Linked DNA regions of Mus musculus: region 2 is linked to region 1. A link is a loop called in an ENCODE intact Hi-C map of the cell type or tissue named here. Cell type or tissue: left cerebral cortex. All regions are shown on one strand.

Region 1 (8,000 bases):
CTGTTGATGGGAACCTGGGCTGATTCTCTGATTGGGCTATTGTGAATAATCCTCCAATAAGCGTGAATGTGAGAGAATCCCTGTGGTGCAATAACTGAGACTTCAAGAATATAACTACAAGCACTGTGGCTATATCATGTGGTAGCTCATTTTAGTTTGCTTGTTAATTTGTTTGTTTTTACTGATTTCCATAGGGACTAAATTTACTTTCCTACCAGACTGAATAAAAGTTCCTTTCCCTCTCTCTCATTTAGCATTTGTAGTTTTCTCTCTTGATGATAGCCATTCTGATTATGGTGAGATAAAACCTCCTTGTAATTTTGATTTGCCTTTTTCTGATAACTAAAGATGCTCAACATTTTCCCATACATTTACTGGGTATTTGACTGTTCTGTGATGCTGAATCTTTAGAGTCTCAAGACTTCAAAGACAGATTTATAAGAAAAGGAAAGCTTCCAAAGAACTTATTGTCCATTCGAAATCTTTTTTCTTTGGGTTAAAATGATCAATTCCAATGAATGAGAAATGGAGGATTTTTTTCAAATGTCTTTGCTTTCTCTGGATCATTTTTTGTTAGATTTTAGTATTAAGTCTTTGTGATTTTACTACCTATCTATTAACTGGTCTCTTGCGAGAACAGCCCTACGTTCTAAAATTTAGATGTGAAATAGATCTGAATATAGCTGCATTGTGGTGTGCTGGACATGCACACATATACACATGTGCAGACTCCTTATTCTGTTACATCCTCACCTTTACATCCGCAGCACACTACCTACTTGTTGGGTAACAAGCTTTGAATATAATTTGGAAAACAGGGTAAAAATCTTCCCTAGTGATAGTTTCAGTAGCCTCAGTGTCTCTGACTTCCTGTCCCCTCTTTGTTCCTCAGTGATTAAGCTTGCTATGTAAGAGAGGAATCAGTAGCGAAAATGTTTCTGGATCCCGGCTAGTCCCTTTGATTAGCATCCTTTCTTCTCTGGCTCACTAACCATATGGTGAAAACAACTAGCCATGATTGTGGTTTCAAATCTAAAGAATGATACTATTTGTTCATTCCTGCAACCTGAAGCAAGCATCTGGTGGTTAGAGCTTCCTGAAATAACAGAAAACATGAAAGACCAAAAAAAAAAAAAGCACTTCAGTGCTCAGGGGTGAAAACATGTAGACAAGATTAATCCACAGTGTAAGTTAGTCCATTTTATTAAAAGGATGGGAGCCAGGGGGAAGGGGTCTCTTCAGAGGACTCAGAGGACCTGAATCTCAATCCCCAGGATACACATAAAGCTATGTAAGGCAGCATACATATGTAATCCACACCTACAGTGAGATGGGAGGTAGAGACAGGATGCACCCCAGAAGCTTGGGAGCCAGGGACCTGACTGCAGCTGTACATCACCAAACAACAAAGAGAGCCTGCCTTAAACAACATGGAAGGTGGGGGCTGATGCCTGAGTTTGTTCTCTGACCTCCACACGGATGCTCCCCACATGTGCTACGGCACATGAGCACCCTCACTCTCTCACACACATGCAAGCATGCAAACACATCTACACACTATATAAACACACTGTACATGCATACAAAAGATACTTCTACTTCTTTTAATGTAAGAATTGGAAACGGTGCCCAAGGCTTAAGGCTCCCATCCCTTTTCCCTCATGTTACAACTAGAAATAAACTATATTTAGTATTCTTCATCAGAAGAAGAAAATATGCATTGCACGTCTCCTTATCTCTGTCGCATGTGAGCTCAGAAGCGTCCCAGTTTCTGCCCACTATTAGATTTATGCATTTTGTTACTTAAAATTATGTTTTCCACATTAAACGTCTGTCCCATTTTCCCCTGTATATTATTTTAAGATTATTCTGGCTTACACTTTCCATTTCCAGACAACACTAGGCAAAGAATTTGAAATAAAGATATACTGTTCATTTTTCAGTGGTGTTCATTTGAACAAGTATTGAACAAGGTTCATTTTTTTTATTGGGGTCGTGTAACAATTAGTCTGCCAGAGTTGCCATGAGAAAATACCACCAACTGGGTGTCCTAAACACCAGAAATGTATTCTTTGTAGTTCGTTCTGGCGTCCAAGACCAAGATGTCAGCAAGTGAGGCTCTTCTGGAAGCTTCTCCAGCTCACAGGCAGCTGGCTCCTTCCCAAGCATGTCCCCACATGGCCTTTTCTCTGTGCCTGCAGAGTCTTTGCTGTATCTGCATCCCCCTGTGGGGACACCAGTCGTATTGGGTTATACTTTTATGGCTTGATTTAACCTGAATTTCTCTTCTAAGTCTCTTTTAATATAGTCACACAGTGAGTTAGGGCTTCCATGGGTGAATTTAGAATGAATGCCGTTCACAACAGGTAGCAATGTGGCTTGTCAAATGTCTTTAATATCTTCCCTTTAGGGAGAAGAGAAAAAAAAATCTCAAGAAGAAAACTGATAAAATTCACCTTTCCATGTGAACGTTGTCTGATATACAAATTTATATGAATCTGCAAATCACTTGGATAAGGATATTATTTATGAGACAATAGGTAAATTGAACATGAAGTCTCGGTTAGCTGTGGCTTTGCAGTATTTCAAGGAATACACTGAGACTTAACACAGGGGCAGGAGAGTAGGTGTGATCATACCAGCTGCCTTAGAATGTTCCTGAATGTTCAGGGACAGCATGCTTACAACATCGTATTCTCAGTACATTTGACTAGGACTTGCCAAATTTAACAAATCAAAATATAGGGTGCATATTTCAACTACAGAAGAAAAAAAAAGATGGTTGATTTATTCATTTATGGCAAATGCTAACCTCATTTGATAATTGGGACACACCATTCCATAAAACTCCATCATGGGGTATATTTACCCTTAAAAAAAAATAAAGAACAAGTATTTGGTATTTGTGTAGAATTCACTTAACTGTGGGTGCTGTGTGATTGTTGTTTGTTTGTTTGTTTTTCTGGCAAACTTAAATTATGTTAAAGATCGAATCTTTGGGGATGGGGGTGTGGAGAGGTGGCTTAGACTCCACAGTCTCTTTCACACGTGGCTTGTGTGAGAAGCTTAAGGAAAAAAATAAAAATAATGACACCTTTCCCCTTTCCTGCCCTCCACCTACCCACCCAGTTACATTGCTTTCACTAACTTCATAAATGTAATTTTCTAGTCCTTATTACAAGGTTTTTAAAAGACCTATGCCCCCTAAAGCACGGAAAACCTAGGCGTTAGGCTCCTGTCCAAGCTGCTGCCATGATAGATGACTACAATATATCATGTTAAAATATTAAAATCAGTTATGTACCCAACTCTGCAGCTGAAGTATTTTCGTGTCTCTAGCAAGGCCCCATCATCTCATCGTGTGGCTACACAAGTAGACTTCAGATACTAATTCTTCATCTCTGAACATCTCACTCACCTGTAAAAGCAGAGGACTGGATTTAAGTTGTTTTCCCAAGGGTCCTAACAATCCCCTCCAGACATCTCTGAAGTGAGGGTTTCGCTAATTCTCTCATTTGCCTTATGAAGCCTAAATTGTTCCAACTTCAGATGAATCTTTTTTTCGCTTGAAGTTCATCGTGTTTCAATTGTTAAATAATTAAGGATTATAGTACTGGAGATTTTCACCTTTAATAGATGTTTCCCAACCCATAAATTCATCAATGATGAAAGAAAATACAGACTTTATTCTCTGCTCCTCCCCCACACTTCCCTTAACACAGATTTTGTGCACATTGCGAGCTCAGATGCTGTGCGCATGAAAATGCTGATGATGTTGAAACAGTCCCACAGTGGCGGGTTCTGACTGATGAAAATAATTTTGTTGGAACTGAAGCCTATCTCCCCGGTTTGAGTTAGATGGACCCGCTTCTTGTTCTCTACCGCCATCTAGTGGCACAAGGGTCGCCACATCTGTGCAACATGGCAATTCGGAGATTACTACAAATTGAATGGATGAATTGTTTTATTCTTGTCATCACAGTAAAATGGGATTTACAGAGTGTTTCAACAGATAAAATGTAATAAATGTTAATAAAAGTTAAGTATAACACAATGACAGATGTTAGCATCTAAGCAGTATAAATTTGTGCAATTTAATCTTTTTATGATGTTCAGACATAAACTTGAACACTGAAGGAAAAGATGCAATGTACCTTAACGGGTGAAAAATAGAACTTTTTATACACCTCTGATTTTGTATCATGGCAAAGATTTAAAAATTAGTAATAATAAATGTAATCAAGGCTGAGGAAAAGCAAGAAAATTCCATCCTCTTAAATGTGGAGTTGGTACCGGCTATTCAGCCTGTTTAACCATTTGTCTTCAACTAGAATAGAGCTTTAGCCTCATTATTATTTATAAACGTAATACAGTGCTTAATGAGTGTTGAATAACATTTAGTTTTTAATGTCCCATAATCTGGAACTTTCTCCAAATGGCATAATAGTGTGTTTAATTGTGTGAATCTAAAGTAAAAATAAATTTCTCTAATGAATGAAATAAAATCCTTCTAAAATGAGACTTTTCCCCCATGAAAGCTTTTTTTTTCCTGAATAACAATTATCAGGGGGAAATTTCTGCCATTTAACATTATCCAAGCTCTCTATTCTAATTTAAAGCGTCAACAGTATTATCAAGCACTTAGGAAAGGCAAACAAGAGACCTCTGAACAGAGTGCCTGTGTCTTAATATACTTGGGAACCATCTGAGAAATATCCTATTTGTTTTTTCAGGGAGGGAAAATCCCTATACGGTGGACAGCCCCAGAAGCTATTGCTTACAGAAAGTTCTCCTCAGCCAGTGACGCGTGGAGCTACGGGATTGTCATGTGGGAGGTGATGTCCTATGGAGAGAGACCGTACTGGGAAATGTCCAACCAGGATGTAAGTACCTGGACACTTCTGCCATTTTGTGAGATGGGGAACATCCCTCTCTTTCAATTCTCTCTCAGGTTAACCCTTGTCTTGCTGACAGTTTCATAGGAGACTAGAGGGAGAAGGGACCTGAGAATATGCAGAAGATTCTAGCCCTAGTTGACTGGGTGAGCTGGGCTTTGTTCCATGCTGGGCACACATCTTACCTGAAACACTCTCAGCACTGCTTACCTATAGTTAAACAAAAGAAAGAGTAATATTGACTTTTTATTTCAACCGTGGGGCAATTCCGTGTACCACTGCAAAGTCCAAACCAGCCTAAGCTAGATTTAGACTTTCAAGGGAGAGTGAATGCTTTAAGGCACTATCAGTAAATGTCATCTCACAAGGTCCCTTTGAGATACGTAATCTTTCGTGTCATCTTTTTTTTTCCCTTTGGTTGTTTTATCTGTAGCAATTACATTTGTGGTTGATAACATTACAGAACAGAATAGTTCATACACGTAGCCTCTATGATCTGCCTGCAGTCATAGAGACAGTAATCAGAATAACAGACATTCCAACAATGGAAGAGGGCGATGTCAGAGCAGACAAATGTGGGCCTCGTCTAAGAATCCAGGGCTGTTAATTGTCTTGCCTTCTCCAGTGCACCTTGTGGTTTCTAAAGCTATAGCGATTGGAAGTAAACACTGATATGATTTTGAATGTCCATAGATGCAAAGATAGCTAGTTACTGGACTGTAAATCATCCCTAAACATACACGAAGCATAACCAGTGTAGCATCACATTTCTTTACTCCAACTAAAAACTTACAGCCCCCCCCCTTACAAACCTCCACACCTCACATTTTTCTAGTACAGATTCCAGTTTCTGCACCTTTTGTAGTTGTGCAACAGCTACAGAGTCTTTCAGTTTCACAGATTTGTTTTGTTGTTGTTGTTGTTGTTGTTGTTGTTGTTGTTGTTTCAGACAGGTCTCACTATGTACTCTGGTTGACCTGGAACTCACTACATAGACCAGGCTGGTCTCAAACTCCAAGAGATCCACCTGACTCTGCCTCCTGAGTGCTGGGATTCTAAAGGCATAAGTGTGGTTAGATTTCTGGCCACAATTGATGCTTCTACTAACATAGAGAATTGCTTTTGCAACTGAGTCCTGCTTCACTGTCTAGAAATCTACTGACTGATCATGGAGAATGCCAACACCGGATACCTATAAAACAGCAGGGAAAAGACCACATGAGCAGTCATTGCGCTTGAAAGCACAATGTCAAACACAAAGCCGGGATAGCAGGGTCCCCCAGAACATCTGGAACATCTGGAACACACAGTGTGCATTGCCAGCAACCTCTGTACCATACCCATCACTGGGGCATTTTAGAGCCGTGTCATGACGAGAATTCTGTATTCTCTAGGAGAGTTTTATGTAATGAGCCTCTCACCCTGTGACTGAACCTTTTTGTTGTTTGGGGGGTGGTTGTTGTTTGTTTGTTTGTCTGTAGTGGATGTCAATTCATAAAAGCCTTTTCCAGCACTTCCTGAGTTAAACTTCCAACTAGAAACTTGTTCCATTACTACCAGAGCCTCCACTTTGGATTATGCTTTTGTTTTATTTTTTGTTGCTTATTTGTACTTCTTAAGAACCAGGTAGCTACGTCCTGTAAGCCCCAAATTCCGTCACTATAATACCCACTTTAACCCTGACGCATTGCTCTCATATGTATTCTGTCGAGGGTAAACTAATCCATCCCAGCAATCCCAGAATCGATTTCTCTTCAGCACTGCTTCTTGTCTAGAGTCTCGCGATAATGGGTTCTTCGCGCTTTTAGATTGCAGCCGTGGTAAACTTTTATAACAAGCCATGGCCATGGCCGAGGAAAGCAAGGAATGACTGTGACTTGTATGTTGGTTTGTTTGAGTTCACACAGCTTCCTGTTTGGGACTGGTGATCTCCTGCCCCTGTAGAGTCCCTGTCTGAACAGTTAGGAGAAAGACTAGAAATGAAATAAATAAGCAAAAGTATAATATGTGGCCTGACACTAATGGGAATAAGACAAATGAGGAAGATAAGACCCTCCGGGCTTGGATTTGATTTATTTTATGAGACTCTCTCATGAAAGTCATTCACTTAAAGCAATAAGAGTCCTAATTAGTCCTTCTTATTAGACACCCAGAGGGAGCCATTCTAATAGAAGGCTGACCAAGAGGAAGAGCCATTTCTTGAGTTTCCTGATCCCTAGAATTTCTTTCCTCCTGGGACCCATTGCAGGCACAGATTTGGCAAGCATAGCCATGCTGATGTGGACTCTGATTCGGTCACGTAAGCTGCTTAGACTTTGAGAGTGCCTCAGTTTCATGAGTTAATTAAAAAATAAAGACATGAGTTAAGGTCTTCCCAATGTGCCTTCTCATCATAAGATGCTGTAATTTTATAATCTGTGAGGAGATGCTGATAGCAAAGAAAAGACTCATGGTCTCCCTTCTCCAGTATAGCCTTCTCCCGATCTCTGCTGAGCTGCCAAAAGTAGACAGGATTTTCATAAAGCAGAGCAGGTACAAGTGAGGATGCCAGACCACAAGACAGATTGCTTAGGGAGGCAGCTTCTATGGGGAATGGCCCAATTGTGCCATTTCAACTCAGACGGCCATGTAAATTGTCCTTAATTGTTGCCTAGAATGGTCCAGAGCCTGCTTTCAGCCTCTTCCTGCCTGGATTGTGCCCAACAATTCGCCCAGCAGTTCTGGCCATAGATCTTGATGATCAGCATCCAATATGACCATTTAGAGAGTGATTTTGTCTATTAAGCCTCATTTGGCCACATGGGCTCCATCTGGAGCAGGAGAGGATACTACAGCCAGGAATCACCTGACACCAAGCCCGTTCTCATTTGTTCTCAACACCAGGCTGAACTTTTTCTCCACACAGAGCCAAAGGAGGGTCTCAGTGGCCGTGGTTTCCCTGTCTTCTGTGTGTGACCAAAGGATATTCAAGGAAGAGTCTGAGGGGGGAGGGTAGATTTGGGGGCTGAATTGGGGGAGTCAAATCTTAAGGCCTTTGGATCTACACATTACTAGATGGAAGCAGAATGAGCTAAAATCTTTTATGTTTCATGAATACCTTCCTCT
Region 2 (8,000 bases), 920 kb before region 1:
CCAGTAAAAAGTATCATTCAGTTGTGTATATCCATAGTGAAAACTTAATCCCTTAAAACCAGATATTTCGTGACATCTTTAAGGATCAGAACTCTTTATTTTTGCTTCTTCTTTCTTGACCTTAGAGAATGCAAATTACTGGTGTAAATTGATTAATTTACTTTTCTCCCAGAATAACATACTTGAGACTTTCTCCAGCCTTGAAACATGCTGTGGATTAAACAGCATAATCCTTCTTGTTTTCCCTCGAGGAATTAATTGCAGGTTAAATCTCCACTCTTTTCATCATTTTACAAAGCAAATAGCAATAGGCATTGTGAAGGCTGTTATTTCTACACTAAGTGAATCGTTGGGCTGGAATTTTTTGTCATATATCTTTCACTTAATAAAAATTTAATCATTTCTTACCTGAAACCCGATCCCATATATCTTGAAGAACAATGTTCTGAAGGAATACAAAAGAATTCTGAACAATATAGCTCTGAAAAATGGGACATGAATGCTTTTATGAATATGGGTATGATTCAAATAGACAAGTGCAGATAAATCTACATGAATATTGCATCTGGTTCTTTGAGCGGCTTATAATTTTGAAACTGTCACATGTCAGCAAATATAAAACACTGCCAAAATATCAAAACAGAAGTGGATCTCCACTTCCTGCAATTTCATCTAGTTCATATAGGATACTCATGACTGTTTTTCCTAGTGATGATTTCTTTTTATTTTATTGAAAAATAGATTTTTTTCTCACATAAATATATCATGATTTTTGGACTCCTCACCACCTCCCTTCCCATTTGGGCCTACACCATTTCTGTCTCTTGTTAGAGAGCAAACAGGCTTTTAAGTGCTAATAAAATATAACATAATACAAAAAAGTCATCATATCAAAGTTGGATAAAGCAGCAGAAGGAAAAGAGCCCTAGGACATGACACAGGAAGCAAGACCCTCAGGAATTTCAACAAAACACTGAACTAGAAGCCACACTCTATTCACAGAGGCTCCATGCATGCTGCATGGGGTCTCACTGAGTTCCTATGCGTTCTGCTCATATTGGTTGAGAGGGCCTTATTATCTCTGTGCCCTCTTTCCCCTCTGGCTCTTATACTCTGCCTCTTCCTCCACCAGGTTCATTGACCTCTAAGAGGAGGAGTTTGATGTAGATGTCCCACCTAGTTTAGGGCTGAGTACTCCAAGGCAGGTTTATGAAGCACATTATTTTTATTCATACAAAATAGTTTACCATTAACTCTCCCCCGAGAGGAGAAAAGTCGGCATATGGAAAAAAAAAAACTTTAGAATGTATACATGTATGTATACTTGGTAAGGAACCTTTAGAATGTATATATGTATATATTCTTGGTAAGGAACCTTTAGAATGTAATACATGTATGTATACTTGGTGAGGATAGAAATGGACAAATTGATTTATTTAAAAAATGTTACTACCAAGTTGGAATTAATAGACAGACTCCAAGTCATGGCTCACTCTTCTATTAAAAGAATGTCCTTAAGACTGTCTATGATCAATGGTCATGACAAAAACTACCATGTCTTTATCTCTGAAAAAAAAAAAACAGTAAGAGACAGTATCAGAGTATTTCTAAACATATGACAGGTGCTTAATCCTGAAGTTTTTTTTCTTAAAAAGCTAAAATTAATAAGACAGTCATCATCTGCATACACAATACATATTCTGTGACGCTCTACCATGGCGTATTTAAACAAATAATTCAGACAAGGCAAACAGCTGATACAGGAGAAGTTCAGTTCCCTCAAATGTCAGAGTTATGTTGAAACTTCTGTTTCATACATTGCATTTTGCTGTGCAATTGAGCTTGAGACTTGGGAAGTGACACACACCTTTGTTTTTCTTCTTTTCCTTTCTTCGTTTTCTTTTCATTAGAATCACTCCCATTTAATATGATTTTTAGAAAAGCTTCTTACAGTTCAATTGTTTATAACCAACTCTTTCAAATTTACCATTCAAATAAAACACGAAAGCTTGAGTTTAGATGTTCATTTATAAATGTGATACTGATATTATGTTCATTTTTCCACTGAGCAAATGTACAAAAGAATTATGATTTATCATCAGTCCACCAACATATTCGTTATACACTCTGAAATCATTAGATAGGCAGAATGCCAGGTGCTGCACTCATGTAGAGTTTTACCTTACACCTGAGTGAGTAAACTAAATTGAATTTACAAGCACCTATGTCATTAGTTAGTATCAGTAACACTGGAAATATGAGTAGTGAAATCAGATTACCCTACTGTAAACACGAGTATAGGAACTCCATCTTTGTAGGTGTGATTTGCACGCATTTAAATTGGCATGGACATCTTTGAAAACAAGCTGTGTATGAATTCATAATGAGCGTGAGAGTAGCCACCAATCAGAAAGTGTCATTACCCTGTGGTTCCCACTTGCACGTTTCATTACTCTTTTGGATTCTGAGCTTTCCTTGCTCCTCTCTCTTTCCTTCTGATTGACTGTAAGGCATGGACTGAAATCCTTAAACTAGGATCCGAGCCACAAACAGCACTGAGCAGCGCGGAAATCCGAGGAAACCCTGCTTTCATTTCCAGCATTCCTGGTAAAACGTTGACCCTAGACCTACAACATTTAAGGTTCCTGTCACAACTATTCCCGACCTGAACCCTCCACCCACCTGAAAATTATCCTCTGAAATTCGCTTCACTTTTCTCCAGCGTCATCAAAAACCCTTCCTAGTGCTATTGAAGAAAGAAAAAGAAAAAGAAAAAAAAGCCTTACTCAGGCTTGATAATCTGCTCCTCTTCAATAAAGAAAACGATAATAATGTTAACAAATACACTACAGAAAATCCAACGCCAGTGATAAGCGCCTTAACAAACATTGTAAGTTTAACCTGAAAGCATCCTTCAGCTTTTTCCGCAGGTTTAGCCTGCTCTTCCACCTGCGAGCAGTGGAGGAATTTTTGTTGTCTACTAACCCCCTCTAGCGCCGAATTGGCTGCACCCGAGCCACAGCTGCTGTCAGACGGGAGATCGCTCGGCTCCACCGAGCTCAGCAGAGCTCTAGGGCCCTGCCCTCCACGCACCCCTCTCGGCCGGCAGCAGGGCGACAGCTTGGAGACTGCAGGTGGCAACACCACTTCCCATCAGCTAGTCCCGTGCCTCGGCCCAGGGCGGGGTCCCACCAAGTAAGTAGCCAGTGAACCGGCTTAGGAGAGCCCGGACCTGGGAGACAGGGTATTGAGAAGGGGCATCCGGAGCAAGGAGAGCGCACCGGCCCCCGCGGGCTGCCTTGGACTTGACCACGCACTGCTCAGACCTTGGGCTGCTCCCAGCTTCTAGCCCGACGCCACCGCGGAAAGGCAGACTTATCCAGGCCCCTGGAAGCCCCGCACCAAAGCTGCTATGAAGATGCTAATGACCTCCATGGCGAAGTCACCACCTTATGCGGAATGCTAAGACTTGGGGAAGCCAAGGCGCCAGGCACCAGTAGACTTCCAGCGCTCAGTGACTCCTCTCTGTAGCCTCTTCTCTCCCTATGCTTTCCAAGGACTCAGAACGGGAGAGGTGGCCACAAACCTCGGTGGCCAAGTTTGGGAGGCTAGCACTCAGACACGTCAGGGCTGACCACTACCTTCGCCAAGCTGTGCCCCGGGGCCAGGAGCGCTGACCTGCAACCCTCACCCTTTCTGGTAGCAGAAATGTCTCCAAGGGAAAGGTGGTGTCCAGAGCTGAGAGCACATCGTTACATGGGGGAGGGGGGACGCAAGTGCTTGGGGGACTAAGGTAGCTTCCGTGATACCCAATAAACAGCTGCTACGGCCGAGGGGGGCGGCGCAGATGCCGCCGAGTCGGTGGTCACGAGGCGACACTCAGCCCAGGCTACTCAGTCAAGAGGCTGAGTGCTCAGTCCGCCCCTCCCAGGGACCACTTGAGATCCCGCTGAGCCTCAGTCGCTGGGTTTCCCAGACACCAGACACATGAAAGTTCTGGATGCCCAGACTACCCTTACTATCTGCTGTGCCTCCTCTGCTCTGGGGTCTGTAAGTGCCCACTTGGATGCAGAGAGCACTTGGGTCCCCAGAACTGCACCTTCACTACCCGTCCAAACGTCCCTACCCATCCCCAGTACCGGCCTAGAGCCACCCTCCCCCGTCCACCATCCCCTCCCCCAAACTAGAGCCTGAGCTCGCTCTTGCGCGCGCGCTCTCCTGGGCCCAAGTGAATAGTCCTCGCTCGAGCGGGACACGGTGGTGGATGCAATTCCCCTCGCCTCCAGCCGCCAGGAGCTCCCCGGCGGCGCAGGCAGCATCGTCCCCGCAAGCAGCTGCTCCAGCACCTGGGCAGCCTGGACCCTCGTGCCCTGCGCACCGGGCCTCGCGCGGGGGGCGCCCCGGGACTTCCCCTGCGGACCGGGTGGAGGAGGAAGAGGAGGAGGAGGAAGAAGAAGAGAGCTTGGTTCAGGACCCCCACGCTACTAGGAACACCTGGCTGCGCTGCTGCCACTTCTTTTTAAGGAGGAGAAGAGAACCAACCAGAGCCATGGGGGGCTGCGAAGTCCGGGAATTTCTTTTGCAATTTGGTTTCTTCTTGCCCCTGCTAACGGCTTGGACCGGCGACTGCAGTCACGTCTCCAACCAAGGTAAGGGACAAACAGAAGGGTTGGAGGAGGGTGCCCCGAGTACACTTGTCCACTACTGCAGGTAACTTTGTCCCTGGGTCAGCTCCTCTGGACTTGCCACACTCTGAGTTCCAGGGAGCCCTGATTAGACCACCCGGGTCCAGCGGGCCCCTGGGGCTTTGATCTCTTCAGTCTCTTGAATTCTTTCTGAAGCTCAGACATCCTCAGCACTTGGGTTCCTTCCTGGCAGTTGCCTGATTGCTCCCACTTGCGCAGTCTCCACTGGAGGTCAAGCTTCATGGCACAGACCTAACTGCTTCATGGAGATCTTTCACTAAATGGCAACGTGTGGATTCTCTTCCACAGCAGATTACAAAAAAAAGGTCATGACTTTTTTCTATACACCTGTAACCAATGATCAGCCTGTTTTCCTCCAGTAACTATGGGTCGACCTTACCCTATCTTAGTTTCTGAACTCTACCATTTACTTCGTGAAAATATCCATAGAACAGATGCTCACGGATCGCTGTTAGTGCTTCTCTCTTCTGAAAGAACTGGGCAAACAAGTGTTAAATCTGAAATTCCAAGTTATGAATAATCGATTCATAAAGTCTAGTTGCTGTCCAATTTTTAGAGGACTTTATCAGTGGATAGTGGAAAGAGGAAGGCAAACATTGTGTGAGGGAAAAAAATGATGAGAAGCATGTAAAATATTTGAATATTTTCTTTACTTCCACTCAGTCTTCCATGAGATGTATCTATTTTGATCCCTGCTATGCATGTTTAAAGATATAGAAAACATTACCTGCATGTTCTTGATTGATTTTACACTAGGTATCAAACAGCCATAAAAGTTTTCCAGCAGGTACCTGGCTGGATGCTCTCACTGATACGGTAGGATCACCAATATGTCACCTGTTAGCAAAGACTCTCTACACAGACTTCAAATGTAATACAGTGTTGATCAGTTACGTTTTCCATTTATTATGGAAGATCTATGTGTAATGTTCTAGAGAACATTAGCTGAAAGTACAAATAGAGGTCAGATTATAGTGTGCTTTGTGTGTGATAGGTAGGAGGTTGAGGGAAGACAAGCCAAACATCGAAGGCTTACTTTTGTTATACTCGCGTATGGCCATATTATTTTATCTAGAAAGGAAATAGTTATCCAGATGTTCCTGTTTATAAGCAATACTATTGATGTGTTTTACTTATTACTTTTTATCTGACAAAATGCAATCACAATTTTTCTTTTGGTAAAAAAAAAAAAAAAAAAAAAAAAAAAAAAAAAAAAAAACGTTATCCCTGTGAGTTTGACATGTCACATAAGTGACAGTTATAATTCCACTCTCTTCAGACTGCATCCCTCATTTGGATTATTGGTATTAATTACCCAGAAGTAGTTTAGTTGACTCCTGTGAAAATACAAAGAGTTTAAAAAAAATAACCTGAAATTATTTACTTGCCCTTTCATTTGAAAGGAAACAATTTTTAAGAGTGAGGACATCAGATATATTTTAATACTAGAACTGTCAACTACCGGAATTAAACATGTGTGTACTATGAGATTCAAGTTTACTACAAAGTTTGAAGTGATTCCAGCCTAGGATTTCCTTGATAGTTAATGCCTGTAGTACCTAAGTAAGTCAGCATCAATCCTAGGCCCTGGCTGGATGCAGACAAATAAAACACATATGAACATCCCCCAAATAAAGCACCATTCTACTGAAGCATGCCGTGCCGAACGATCACATTACAGATATTTATATCAAATGCAAAAGCCTAGTTGTGGAGTTTCCTAACCTCTTAGAGTAATTTTTTTATTTCCTTCTTTGTCTTAGTGAAATTTAATGATTTTTAAACCTAAAGTAAATAGGAAACATCTGAAACATAGTGCTTGTTTCAACTAGCTTAACTTAATGGTTGGGAGTATTTCTCAGCTATCCCATCAACTAAAACTGGCTATTAGGTATCACCAGATAAAACTGTTAACTTGAATTTGTAGTAATGCATTAAAATACAAGTATAAATTTACTAGTACTCAAAAATAAAGTTGGATAAAATTGGGATTGTTCTCTAATGCGAAGTTACAAAATATGATCATATTTTTTTATCAGGAATAAATGGTTATTTGTAATATTATAGTGATTAGAGATTTTGCCTGGCAAACTTAAGAGAACACTCAAATATTAAAATAATCATACAAATGAGTGATAAATTATTAGCCTTCTATATACTGCTCTTCTGAGTACTTTAGAGTAAGTTTGTTAACCTATAATTTCATAAAGAGACAGCAAATTGAACATTAATGCTTGTCTATTTAAATGTAGAATGTTGCAGAATTATATGAACAGCACAAAATGATAGACGTAAAATTTACATTTAGTGGTAATAGATATAAACATAAATGTCAGATATGTGATTAATACTTAGTTTTCAGCAAATACTTTTCACATTGCTCATAATTTTATTAAGATTTTAGTTTTGAAGCCTATTTTATATAGAGCAAGTTTTCATTTTTCTATAACCTTCATTCGTGATTAAGGACATTCACGAAATGAAATGTCATTGCTCTGTGTCTATTTTTACCAAATGATTATATATAAAATCCTTCATGGATGAATAGATTGGATTCACCCTCTGACCTCCTACCCCATCTTCCATACTAAGTCAGAGTCAATGATGCTGAAGAGAACTGAACTACCTCCCTCTTCAGATCAACCTAAGGGAAACCTCCCTACAGAGAAGGCTTCCTGCCTTTAAACTGACTGTAGAGCTCTGTGCTGTAAAGACAAAATAAATCAGATTGAATCTTTCTTTCTATTACCCATTGCTCTTTGAATCAATATGAAAGTAATGTTTCTTCCCATATCACATCGTCTGATTAAGCAGAAACATGATTTGTATTGGACTGTCTTTCATATGCCACTATTTTCTCTTGTATTTAAAAATCACAGTATTTTCGAGGTATCAGCAATTTTTATTTAAAACTTGCATTTTAATCTCTGAGTGTATATATATATATATATATATATATATATATATATATATATACTTGTATCTATTTACTAGTGAATATAAAACCAAGCTTGCTTCCTCTGTAAGTTAAGCAAGTATAATCAATTATAGTGGCTACTGGCCATCAGGGGTCTATTTATTCAAAGATTACTCTCCTTTGTAGTCTGAATGAGTTGATACATCTCTTGGGGTGCTCATGTTTATAAAAATAATCAATTGCATGCAAAATGATTCATTCAGTCAACTTGTTTGGCTACATGAAAGAGTGAATTTATTTTATTATCCCCGATGTGTGATATGACTAGTTTCCAGACAATCCTGGACAAACACAAGTACCAGGTAGCCATGGCACAC

The links. Peaks named below come from ENCODE experiments on the same cell type or tissue, not always from the same donor. Only the 100,000 strongest peaks of a DNase experiment are listed, where the experiment ranks them.
Region 2: it touches region 1 in a loop (9-fold over the local background); 6 of 42 quality-filtered maps call a loop at or near these places.

Annotation. Positions count from the first base shown.
Region 1 is chr16:59,679,492-59,687,491 of GRCm38, reverse strand. Epha6 (Eph receptor A6) reads left to right here. Exons shown (of 18, transcript NM_007938.2): 15 at 4,734-4,883. Among named protein-coding and RNA genes, the nearest start is that of Arl6, 44 kb to the right of the region's middle. In left cerebral cortex, a CTCF peak has its summit at 3,889 (motif pointing left); DNase peaks (open chromatin) are centred at 2,229, 2,627, 3,367, 3,845 and 2 more places; H3K27ac peaks cover 1,108 bases.
Region 2 is chr16:60,601,513-60,609,512 of GRCm38, reverse strand. Epha6 (Eph receptor A6) reads left to right here and starts at 3,982. Exons shown (of 18, transcript NM_007938.2): 1 at 3,982-4,649. The coding sequence starts at 4,265. Gm9017 (a long non-coding RNA gene) reads right to left here and starts at 2,797. Exons shown (of 3, transcript XR_384917.4): 1 at 2,683-2,797; 2 at 409-481. In left cerebral cortex, CTCF peaks have their summits at 3,002 and 4,286; DNase peaks (open chromatin) are centred at 3,041, 3,893, 4,209, 4,778 and 1 more place; H3K4me3 peaks cover 5,408 bases; H3K27ac peaks cover 2,967 bases.